Linked DNA regions of Homo sapiens: region 2 is linked to region 1. Evidence: chromatin loops called from intact Hi-C (ENCODE). Cell type or tissue: psoas muscle. All regions are shown on one strand. Links, peaks and the distances in the headings refer to the core of each region. The heading gives the core; the rest is flanking DNA.

Evidence for each region. A loop is a pair of places that touch in the nucleus more often than their neighbours do. Peaks named below come from ENCODE experiments on the same cell type or tissue, not always from the same donor. Only the 100,000 strongest peaks of a DNase experiment are listed, where the experiment ranks them.
Region 2: a loop joins it to region 1, with 2.6 times the contacts of the local background. A loop is called at or near these places in 9 of 110 quality-filtered maps.

What each region holds. Positions count from the first base shown.
Region 1 is chr3:4,719,790-4,725,169 of GRCh38, reverse strand. The region is part of intron 40 of ITPR1 (inositol 1,4,5-trisphosphate receptor type 1); the gene reads right to left. Among named protein-coding and RNA genes, the nearest start is that of EGOT, 29 kb to the left of the region's middle. In psoas muscle, for the core only: CTCF peaks have their summits at 2,927 (motif pointing left) and 4,323; DNase peaks (open chromatin) are centred at 2,829 and 4,269; H3K27ac peaks cover 2,186 bases.
Region 2 is chr3:4,804,807-4,810,186 of GRCh38, reverse strand. ITPR1 (inositol 1,4,5-trisphosphate receptor type 1) reads right to left here. Exons shown (of 62, transcript NM_001378452.1): 55 at 3,920-4,084. Among named protein-coding and RNA genes, the nearest start is that of EGOT, 56 kb to the right of the region's middle. In psoas muscle, for the core only: a CTCF peak has its summit at 2,713; DNase peaks (open chromatin) are centred at 1,366 and 2,106; H3K27ac peaks cover 1,694 bases.

The sequences.
Region 1 (5,380 bases), core at 311-5,310:
ACGGAGGCTCTCAGGGGAGCAGGGGTAGTGATGAAAGCAGGGGCCCAAGGCTTGGGAAAGTTCCACGTGCCACATGTCTCCTGTGGGTTTAGGCTTTCTCCCATGTCTCTCCATTCTCCACATCCTGTCCTACAGCAGAGAAGAAGACCTAGGCTCCAGCTTGGGCTTAGGGGATGCAGTCTCCCTGCTCCAGTGTCTCTGGGAGAAACAAGGTTTCCTGCACTCAGGGTTACTTTGGAGATGAGTTTCCCACCCCATGCGTTTCCCTTGAGGGCTTCATGGTCTGGGTTTCCTGGCCCCATCCCAGCCATGCCACACAGATACCACCCTCCCCCTTGATTTAATAATTTCCAGCCCATGGATGAGCAACAAAAGGATGCCTCGAAAGGACATGCAGGTGAGGGGGAAGGGGTGAGAGGGCATGCAGGGGCTACACAAAGGTGTGCCTGGAGAAAAGTCCACCGCTCCATCTGCAGACAGTGCCGTGAATCTGCCCTCCAAAAGGACATGTGCCTGGAGCAGAGAAGAGATGTCAGATGGAACTGCCAGACCCCACCTGGGCATCTCGGGACCAAAGTCACACACCAGCGGTGTGACTAGTGTGAGGTGTAGTCTGAGGCCACGAGACAAACCCGAGGCTCACGCTGCAACTATGTGACCTTGGCCTCTAACAGGGCTCCAGCACACTCACCTCAGGGCCAGAAGGTGGCTGTCAGGTGGCAGGCCAGGGCTGGTGTTGAAAGCATGAGATGAGTGACACTACGAAATCTGGTGGTGTCTTCGTCCAGCTCAACATTACCCTTTTGATAGTTTGATCCCCAAGAGGGAAGAAAGCCTCTTAATATAGGGCTGCTATATTATGTAATCTAATGATTTCTGTCTTTTGTCTATTTCCCAACAGAGAAAATGAAAGAAAGATCCAGGGCATTAAACTACTTCGGCAAAGACAACAAGGGTTGCTCACTCAATTCTGGACAGACGACCTTTCCTGCATGAGTCCAACTCCACTAATCTCAGGGAGAAAACTTCCCTCTGAAGCATGCAGCCTCCTGCTCGGGGTGGGGAGGGACAGTGCTGGTGGTAGGAAGGACATGAGTGGGGAAGGAAAGTAAAAGCAGAGCACAGGTAAAGGTATTTTCAAAATGATAGAAAGATCACAATCCAAGAATGCATTTTTAACTCTACCCTTACATTCTGTATGCTAAAGAATTAAAACTGTGTAAACATTTTTGCTATCTTCCCTTAGTGCAAAAAGAACATATGAGAAAAAGCAGAATTAAAGCAATTTCCCATGCATTTTAGAGCAGACAGAGATATAGACAGAAGTATTATATTCTACTATTTGCATGGGAAACCCTCCCACTACAGCATCCTTTATACTGATCCAATATGATCAGAACAAAAGAATTATAGGCATGGATTCACCATAGGAATGCACGGAGCTACCCTCTTACCCCTTTGCCAATCAAAACAAAAGCAAAAGAAAATAAAGATGGAACTAGTATGTCGTCTGTTTGAATTCTCTTGCCTGTGCTCTCTTTGTCCAGAGAAGCATCTTGAATTCTTTCAGAATAGAAATAGGTAGTATATATCTATTTCTTAATCACCCGGCAGGGATTATGTTTTATGATTGTACTGACACACTATTTCCTCTGTTAAACTGCTGTCATGCTTGTTCTAAAATTAGTTTAATTAATTCTTAAAACAAAAATTAAATTTAAATTAATAACTGTCTTTTCCCTTGAAAATTTTACGAAGCCGTTTGAGAAAACAGAGGATGCTTTGCATCTTCAAGAATCGTGTCTAACCAGAAAAACACTTTTCAATGTGATCCCTTCGTGGAATAGACTGGAAAACCCCAGAGCACTGCATGAGCATCCTGTGACTATGGCTCATCCAGGGTTTAGCTCTGGCTCTCTGTGTGGCCCTGAGCCAGTCACTGAACCTCTCTGGGCATCCACTTCCTGACCTACTCAAGGAGGACAAAGCAAATATTCTTTTTTTGTGTGTCTGTCTGTTTTTGTGATGGAGTCTTGCTCTGTCTCCCAGGCTGAAGTGCAGTGGCATGATCTCGGCTCACTGCAACCTCCGCCTCCAGGGTTCAAGCGATTCTCCTGCCTCAGCCTCCTGAGTAGCTGGGACTACAGGCATGCACCACCACACCCAGCTAATTTTGTATTTTTAGTAGAGACATGGTTTCACCATGTGGGCCTGGCTGATCTCGAACTCCTGACCTCAAGTGATCCGCCTGCCTCGGGCTCCCAAAGTGCTGGGATTACAGGTGTGAGTCACCACACATGGCTGCAAATATTCTTTAGGATTCCTTCTAACTAAAATACTAATTAATCCTTGGTTTATTTTCAGTAAATTTCATTTCACAATATCTAGCTGGCAAGTTCCCTAAATAATCCAACCCATGGGCCAGGCATGGAAGGGGCCAGGCCATACATGGTATCTAAGTCGGTAAAACCACCCATAGCCTATACTAGCACTTCCTTCTAATGCGGATGTTGGCTATGTTTCCTTGAGGATAAGGTTATTTTATGGCAATAAGCTGTAATTTCAATAAATATAAGCATATTAATAGGATATATATGTTCAAATAAGATCTGTATAAATACAATGTATAATACCCCAAGGAAAAGATAATGTTTAGTAAATGAATAAATGGAATTATATTTTTATTGTCACGTTTTTTACATGAAAGGTGAAGCCCTCATTGAACATGTGTTTAGGGGGAACATTTTGAGGGCACGGGCTCTCTGAAATTCCCATGTTCTGTATTCCTGCTTAGTCCCAGGACCAGTCACTGCGTTCAGGCGCTGGCACCTCCAGTCAAGGCCAATCTCACACATCAGCAGGCGATTCATAGTGATCTGATGTGCTCTGGTTTTGAACTGAGAAACCAACTAGTGCCCTCTACTGCCTCTTCATATTTACTCTGCAATCTTGTCTTCCCAGTGTTTTTAGGCGAGGTGAGCAAAACCTAACTTAATAGAAAAATGACTCCCAATGAATGGCTTTGAAATAGAAATTCAAACTGCACCTCAAGTCACTGAATCTTAAGTGTCCTTCCTGGATGAGGCCACGAATCAGGCCCTCATTATGGTACCTTGGGTAGTAACTGAATATATGCATATGCGACACTGATCTACTCACTTGCAACACATAATGTACCCAGCATTTTATCAAGGGACAAATTTCTACTACAAATGAAAGAAATTATACTTTATCATTCTTAAATGAAAAGGAGCACACAGACTTCCTAAGGTGACTATTTCTGGTGTCTGCACAACAGCACCCACGCACATCCATCCATCCGCTTCATGTGTGCCTATCACAGACCAGCACAGATCGCGGCCTGCAAATACCCTTTGTTTTCTACTGCCCTCAGCAGTAATCCCCTTCCTACCCTGGGGCTTCTAGAATTTTCCTTTGAAATGGGATGTCTCTTTCTATGACTAACCTGATAGAAACCGAATGCAATTCAAAAAATGTAACTGTACCGTAGATCTAGTTATCAGCAAATCAAAGACAATTTGTATCTCCAGCCGCTCGAATCAGTCTTCAGAGTTCCTTTCCACTCACTCATAACCTCAGAGGAGACCAACAGTGAACAGGCTTGCAAATATGTTTGCTGGGCCCGATCCTGCATCAGCCTCTGAAAACCCACACTAAGAAAACAGAAAGCTTTAAAGAAAATTGAGCTAAAATAGAAGTTATCTAGCATTTCAGTAGAACAACTTTAAATCTTCCTATCTGCTGAGACAACTATCTTTACTAACTCTATTTGTTTTTAGAAACAGAACTAAGCAAAAATTATTTAGCTCCAACAATGTGGTTTCACCTACAGTTTATAGGACAAGCTCATCAGAACCCAATAGCAAAGTTCATTTTTTAAAAACACATTCTGACATGACCAAATTATACAACTTCAGTCATTACGGAATAATCTCAGTGATATGCATATATATATATATATATATATATATATATACACGCACACACACGTATCTACACACAGACATATATAAATATATATAAATATATATATATATATATCCCTCCACTGACTTTGCAATAGGTTCTGTATGTTCTGAGTTGAGTTTGCTCTGTGGTTGCCAGTGTCTAACAGTAAACAGCCCCACTGCATTTATTGGCAATTACTGCTGAAGGTCACACATCAGCAGTGAGCCTAAATTCCAGGAAAAAAAGCAGCTCTTATGTAACTGCTGCCTGAACACTGGCAGGTACCCAACCCAGCAGTTCACAGCAATGTAAAAAGTAGGACATCTCCACCCTGGGTTGGGCGTCATGAGAACGCCCCCTGAAGGTGAAATTTAATCACTCTTTGTTTCTCCTGTTTCCCCCTCTACCTCGAATTTTACAATGGCATCTTTTGCCGGCAGAAGCAGCTCAAGTAGGAGAAGTCGAGGAGTTAACATATGCAGGCTGCAGCCGCCCTGAGTAGCTGGAATGTGAATTTAGCTTTTTTGTTGCAATGCAGGAGGGCAAAGTTGCTAGCTGGCACCAATGGCTCCAGAGATTCCACAGTTCCAAGGAGGCAGTGATTCAGTGGGAATCACATCTCAAATACGTAGAAACAGACACGTCCACTGAACCACAGTACCTGCTTTCTAAACACACCAATCCCTTCTACAGACACATCTATGAAAACTAGGTGGACTACTGTTCTGCTCACCACCTCGGGAGTACTTCGCTGGAACTATCCGTTTGATTAGTGCAGCACTTTAAAGCATAGGAAAGCAATTCACATGATTACCTGTTGGGGCCACTCACCTGTCATCACCTGATCTCCTAAGCCGCTACCTGGCCTCCCTGCTTAGGTAGAAGTCCCCGGATTCCATGAGCTTCTCCTTTCTAATGTGTCTCACAGCTGAGAGCTGTCATCTTGCATGAATCTGTATTATTGTCCCTTTGCCCCCCACAAAACTGTAATCTCCAGAATGGCAGACACTGTGCCCATTTGGGGCACCACTGTATCCAAATCCCCCTGGACGTAACAGGCACTCAAATATTAGTCATATAAATGAATGTCTTTAGCACCAGCTGTTAACTCTTTCAAGCCAAGAATGGCTAGAGGAGGGAACTTTCTGGGATGATGGAAACATTCTGTGTCTTGATTTAGGTGGCGGCTACACAGGTGTACACATGTGTAACAATTCACCCAGCTCTGAGCGGAAGGTACAACAACATGAGGAGTTTCTCTCTCTCCTCCACCCCATCTGTCCCCCTGCCCCAGCCCCAGGGGATTAAGAAAAATCAGGGGGTAAGGATGGAGACCCTGCCTCTTTGCTTGCCAAAAAACAAACAACCCCTCCTCTTCCTGGTTTCAAACAAAATTTTATTCTAGAATGCA
Region 2 (5,380 bases), core at 215-5,214, 85 kb before region 1:
GGGGACAGGGTTGAATCCTGACTGCTTTTAATTTGTTGCAAGATGTCGGCCAAGCCATCTAAGCTCTCTGGATCTGTTTCCTCATCTGTAAAATAAGTGGACTGAGACAGCTGATCTCTGAGTCCCTTCCAATTTAGAATTTTTCATCTGAGGTCATTTTCCGGTCGATTGGCTTTTCTGCCTCCTTGACACCAATCTGTGTTCTGAGACTAGTTCTGTGAAGGGCATTGGGTAGAGTAGGATACTTAAAGGGAAGCAAGGAAGAGGGATTTTAGTCAATACAATATGACAGAAGGCAAAGTGTTGCTGTTAATGTTGGTTAAATGTTTTCCAGCAGCTCAATATAAAGTGGCAAGTAAGCGCAACTTCAGACAACAAACAAATGGCACTTGTTTTCTGTGGTTAAGGACCGCAGAGATTACACAGGCTCCAAATCATAGAAATGACAAGCGATTTTTTCCTTTTCACTCATCTATAGTTTCTGATTTTAAAACAATCAATAAGTATTATTTATATAAAAGAAAAGCTTTCTTCTAATTGGAAAATTATACATGTTCAATGGAGAAAACTTGGAAAACAAAAAAAAGCACAAAGGAAAAAAAGTCACTAATAATTCACCATCTAGAGACATTCGCTCAATAGCTTAATTCCTTCTGGCCTTAAAAAATGCAATTTATAGATATATATTGTTTACAAAAATATTAGACCATAATACTGGCACATAACCAGCCTTTCACCAAGCCATCAGGAACATTTTCCTGTCAAAAATGATCACCTGGTATTTCACTATATGGGAAAAACATGATTAACATAACCAATATGTTTTTTAAAAACAGTCAAGATGTTTCCAATTATATGTCATAACAAATAATGCTGTGAGGAACACTTCTATACATGCCTCCATACGTGCTCGTCTAGTTATTCCTTTTCGGCGAATTTTTGGAAATGGAGTATTTGAGTCAAATGGTATAAGAGAAACATTTTGCCTGCTGCTTTCAGAAAGGCAGGATCAGTTTACATTCACCACTAGTAAAGAATCATGCCCATTTTACCCCACTCTCACTAGTACTGGGCACCATCAGGCTTTTTAACCTTTACTAATGTCACAGGTAAAACACAGGATTGCGCTGTTTTAATTAGCATGTCTTTGTTTAGCACCAAGGATGAACATTTTTCCATGTTTACTGACCATCTGGATTTCTGCTTTTGTTAACTGCCTGCTTATGAACTTTGCACATTTTCATCTCCAGGTGTTAATATTTTTCTAAGGACACAGCTTTAATGCAGGCTCACGACCAGGTCCGGCCAGTCTTTGTGGGGGAGGGGGGGCAGCAGTTTAATTAGGCCACCAGATCACCCTCCCTACCTTCCGGCCTGCTGGCATGGAGGGAGCTCTCCCAACTCTGGAACACATGGGTGTTCCCTGCTCAGGTCTCTCTCCTTTTACAGGCAGCCCGATTTCTTTTGGTTGCAGGCTTTCCTTATTAGTAGAATAATTTGAAGTGTCAGTGTTTTCTGGTTCTTACCAGACACATTGAGTACTGCTTTGATACCAAAAGGAGCACATCACTTGAAGACACAAACAAGTCAAGGTCCACACAGCTTAGAAAATCCCCCCGCAAAGCACAGGAGAGGCAGCCAACCATAATCTGGTTTGATCCTATTGCGTTTCCTAAAAGTGAACTGAGGTAGCATGATCAGAAGCTGAGAGTTACTCTTATCTTTCTGTGATAGGTTGGAGACTTGAAAGCACAGATGCAAACTGGAACGTGAAATGCCAGTTTCACTGATGCAAGGACTTTTTCACATGCTTGAATAAAAGGCAGTGTCAACTTGGGAATCAACAGAGTTGTGAGGCTCTCCTGCCTCCACCAGTTACTGACAGTGTGACTCTGAGCAAGTTACCTAACCTCACCAAGCCTCAGTTTCCTCAGGTGTAATTGGAAGATACCATCTACCTCAAAGGTGGTAGTGAGAGTGTGTAGAGAAGAGTGCAGGGTGACCACTCACAAAACGGCTGTCCCTGTAATGTGCTCCTGACTGTGAGGCCTATGAGGGTAGGGACTGTGTTCCTCTCACCATTATGTGCCCTGCGTCAGGCACTGGCACTGGCCTGCATTGCAAGTGATGAAGAGAAGAGGACTCAAATGAACAGAAAAGAAGCCAAGCCAACTGGAGGCAGATTGGAGGAAAGGTCGAAGTGTCTACTGGGGCAAGGTGGCGTTGACCAAAGGGGCATCTCCTGTCTCTTGGGAGAGAGCCCTTGGCAGGGATGAGAGAGACCACCAACTGAACTCTGCCGCCCTCCCAAGGGAGGACAGGAATTTGTTGTCCAGGGACATGATGGCATGAGACAAAAAGTTCCAGAAACAGACGTAAGTCTCTAAAGGTTTCTGATACAAAGTGACCAAAATAGGCGACATAATGGGAATCACAAGGATATCCTGAGACCTCTTTGCCTAAAACCTCAAAATATAGCCAGACCTATTTTAAGATGAGGGAAAAGAATCCATTCCCTTTAGCCTGCCAAAATCCACCCCTAATGGTATGAGCTAATCCTAGTGATCTGAACGGTGAATTCCTTATGGTGTTTTGGACGGGGGAAGGAATATAGAATGACAAAGACAATAAAATAGCTGGCAATCATTCGGCAGTGCTATTCTAAGACCCTGACCTGAACAGCTGCATGTAATCCCTGTGACGGCCCTGTGAGGGAGATACACTGTTCTCATTTTGTAGATGAGGAAACTGTGGCACAAGGCAGTCAAGTACGTTAAGCGAAGGGAGCATCTCACACAGTTGCATTTTGTACTTTCAAATCTCTAACCTATTGCAGAAAGATAAGAGTAACTCCCAGCTTCTGATGCTGAACTGCTCCTCAGTTCACTTTAAGAAAACGCAATAGGATCAAACTAGATCGTGGCTGGATGCCTCTCATACGCGCTTCGGGGGGGTTTTCTAAGCATCTCCCTGAAGAGCTTCCCTTGCTCTGCCTTTTGTAAGCCCCCCTCTCTTTGTAAGCCCCCCTCTCTTTGTAAGTCCCCCCTCTCTTTGTAAGCCCCCCTCTCTTTGTAAGCCCCCCTCTCTTTGTAAGCCCCCCTCTCTTTGTAAGTCCCCCTCTTTGTAAGCCAACCCTTAGGCCTTGATCATTTTTGTCCTCACAAATATTTTAATATTCCTAGGCTGTTTATGGTGTTGCTTGCAGATAGGTCAGTTTTATGCTTCCTGTCATTTTATGTAGGCACAAGAAAATGGTTTCTTATCTACAACGCCACAGGTCTAGATTCCCTCCAACTACAGGAAAGTAAGTAGTTCCTTGATTTGTCATTTAAAAACCTGCTCAGGAGGAAGGTGATGGAACCAGCTTGTCTTACAGACTGTCAAGACATTAAGCACTTGGCTCATATCGGAGGAAAATGAGCTACTGAAAGGGTCTCCTAGACCAATAAATCTACTGAGCTCATGATCATGAATCCCGGGGCTTCAAAACTAGCTCCTACTCTTATGGTCGCTACACGTGTTCACAAGAAATGGACTCCCTGAGAGCTGTTGGATGACAGCCTCAAAAACACTCCTCTTGGTGTAAGTGCGGCTGAGTCTAAGAAGTAAAGAAAAACAAAGGTGCATGGAAAGGAAACATCTCCTGAACCTACTACAGGCATGTTCCATTACTGAGAAGTAACAGATCGGGAGTGCCCAGTACACAGTGCGGTTGTGTGACTCTTGAATTCCTGGGCTGACCCAATTCCTGTGGAGCTTTCCTCTCAGATCCCCCAAAGGCTGCCAACTGTGGAGCTTCAATCTTGGTGGACCAGGCACACCAATCACCATTAAAAGGAAGGGTCTGTGATGAGAGAGAGGACATAGGACACTCTCCTAGTTTCCCCACACATAAAATATTTCCACACCAGGTACTCACCAGCAGACTGTAGAAGAATTCATGGACAAAGAGCCCCATGGCACAGATCACCAGATACAACAAATGATAGAGGAACTCAACATCCAGAACCATGGCTCGGTAGCCTCTTGTGAATGTCCCACAGTTGCCCACAAAGCTCATTAGAAAGATGATTTTATTGCATACCTGAGAACAATGACAGGAACAGTCAGATGGCACGGACTGTGCCAAACTCTTCATGAGAGCAACGAGAGCATCTCACACAAATGTATTTCAGTCACCGTGCCCAAACAAACGCTTCCTTTTCCACCCGGTGCCCACCAAACCCGCCAAGACCCATTTGCAGATCTAAGTCATTTCATTACTTTGCTTTTCAGGCATATTACAAATTACATGGTAGTCAAATAACTTCATGCGCAACAGTAATCAAGTAGCATTTCTCTATGGCAAAAACAAAATTAACACATACTGAGATTATGATTTTCAAAATGAGATATGAATCATTTCTAACATTCTTGTATGAGTTAGTCAAACACAGAAGTCACCTCAATCCACGAACCCTGTGATCAGCATGATCAAAAGCATTTTCTGAATTTGTTACATTCTAGGCACTGTAAGGTGGCAATTTAATGAGCAGTGATCAGTTCTTGCCTTTCAATGCTCCTAAGTTCACAGGGAAAACAACAATTTTCTTGGGGGAAAAAAAATATAAGGGACTTCAGGATGAGTTCTATTCCCCTGCCCTCTCTTCTGGGAATAACTTCTAATTTTCCTTTGGGGACCATTCCTCTCTGAGTAGCAGTCTTTGAGGTCTGGGTGGGGCTCCAACCTGGCCATCACAATATTGTATTCCCCTGGGTACAATGACTGGTTTAGAGATAGACACAGGACCAAATGGAGCCAATGATGTCCACTGAGCTCTTTCTTGGGATTGCAGCCAAAGATAATTTTGTTCTTTCCCACTGACCTTGAACCTGAGCAGCTGTGAACTCTGGAGCTGCCACATTACCAACACTGAAGGCACCACCAGCACTGGGGACACAGAGCCAAAAGATGGCAAGGAGGAACTGGGCCCTGAGGACACTGTGTGAGCCCCTGTATCAGCTGTGCCTGAAGCGAGGCTGTTGGTTTCTTGGTCAAAATGAACCAATACATATTCTCCTTTGCTGAGGCTAGCATGGATTAGGTTTTCTGACATCTGCAACTGAAGGAGTCCTAACTGAACTACTGTGCAATATAGTCTCACCTTTGATAGAAACCCCAATGCCTGGAAGTCCATCTCTAGCAATATGTTGACAGAAAAACTTGGCTCAGGAGGAGGCCAGAGAGGGACCTCTCTGGATGCACTTGGTAAAACCATCTTCTGCTACTCTAGCTCCCTTGGCCACAGGTGCGGGGGAAATACTGCCAGTTAATCTGGTAGGTCGGTGTAAGTGAGCTTCTCGGCAATCAGATAAGCGAGGAAGCCGACACCCACAGATC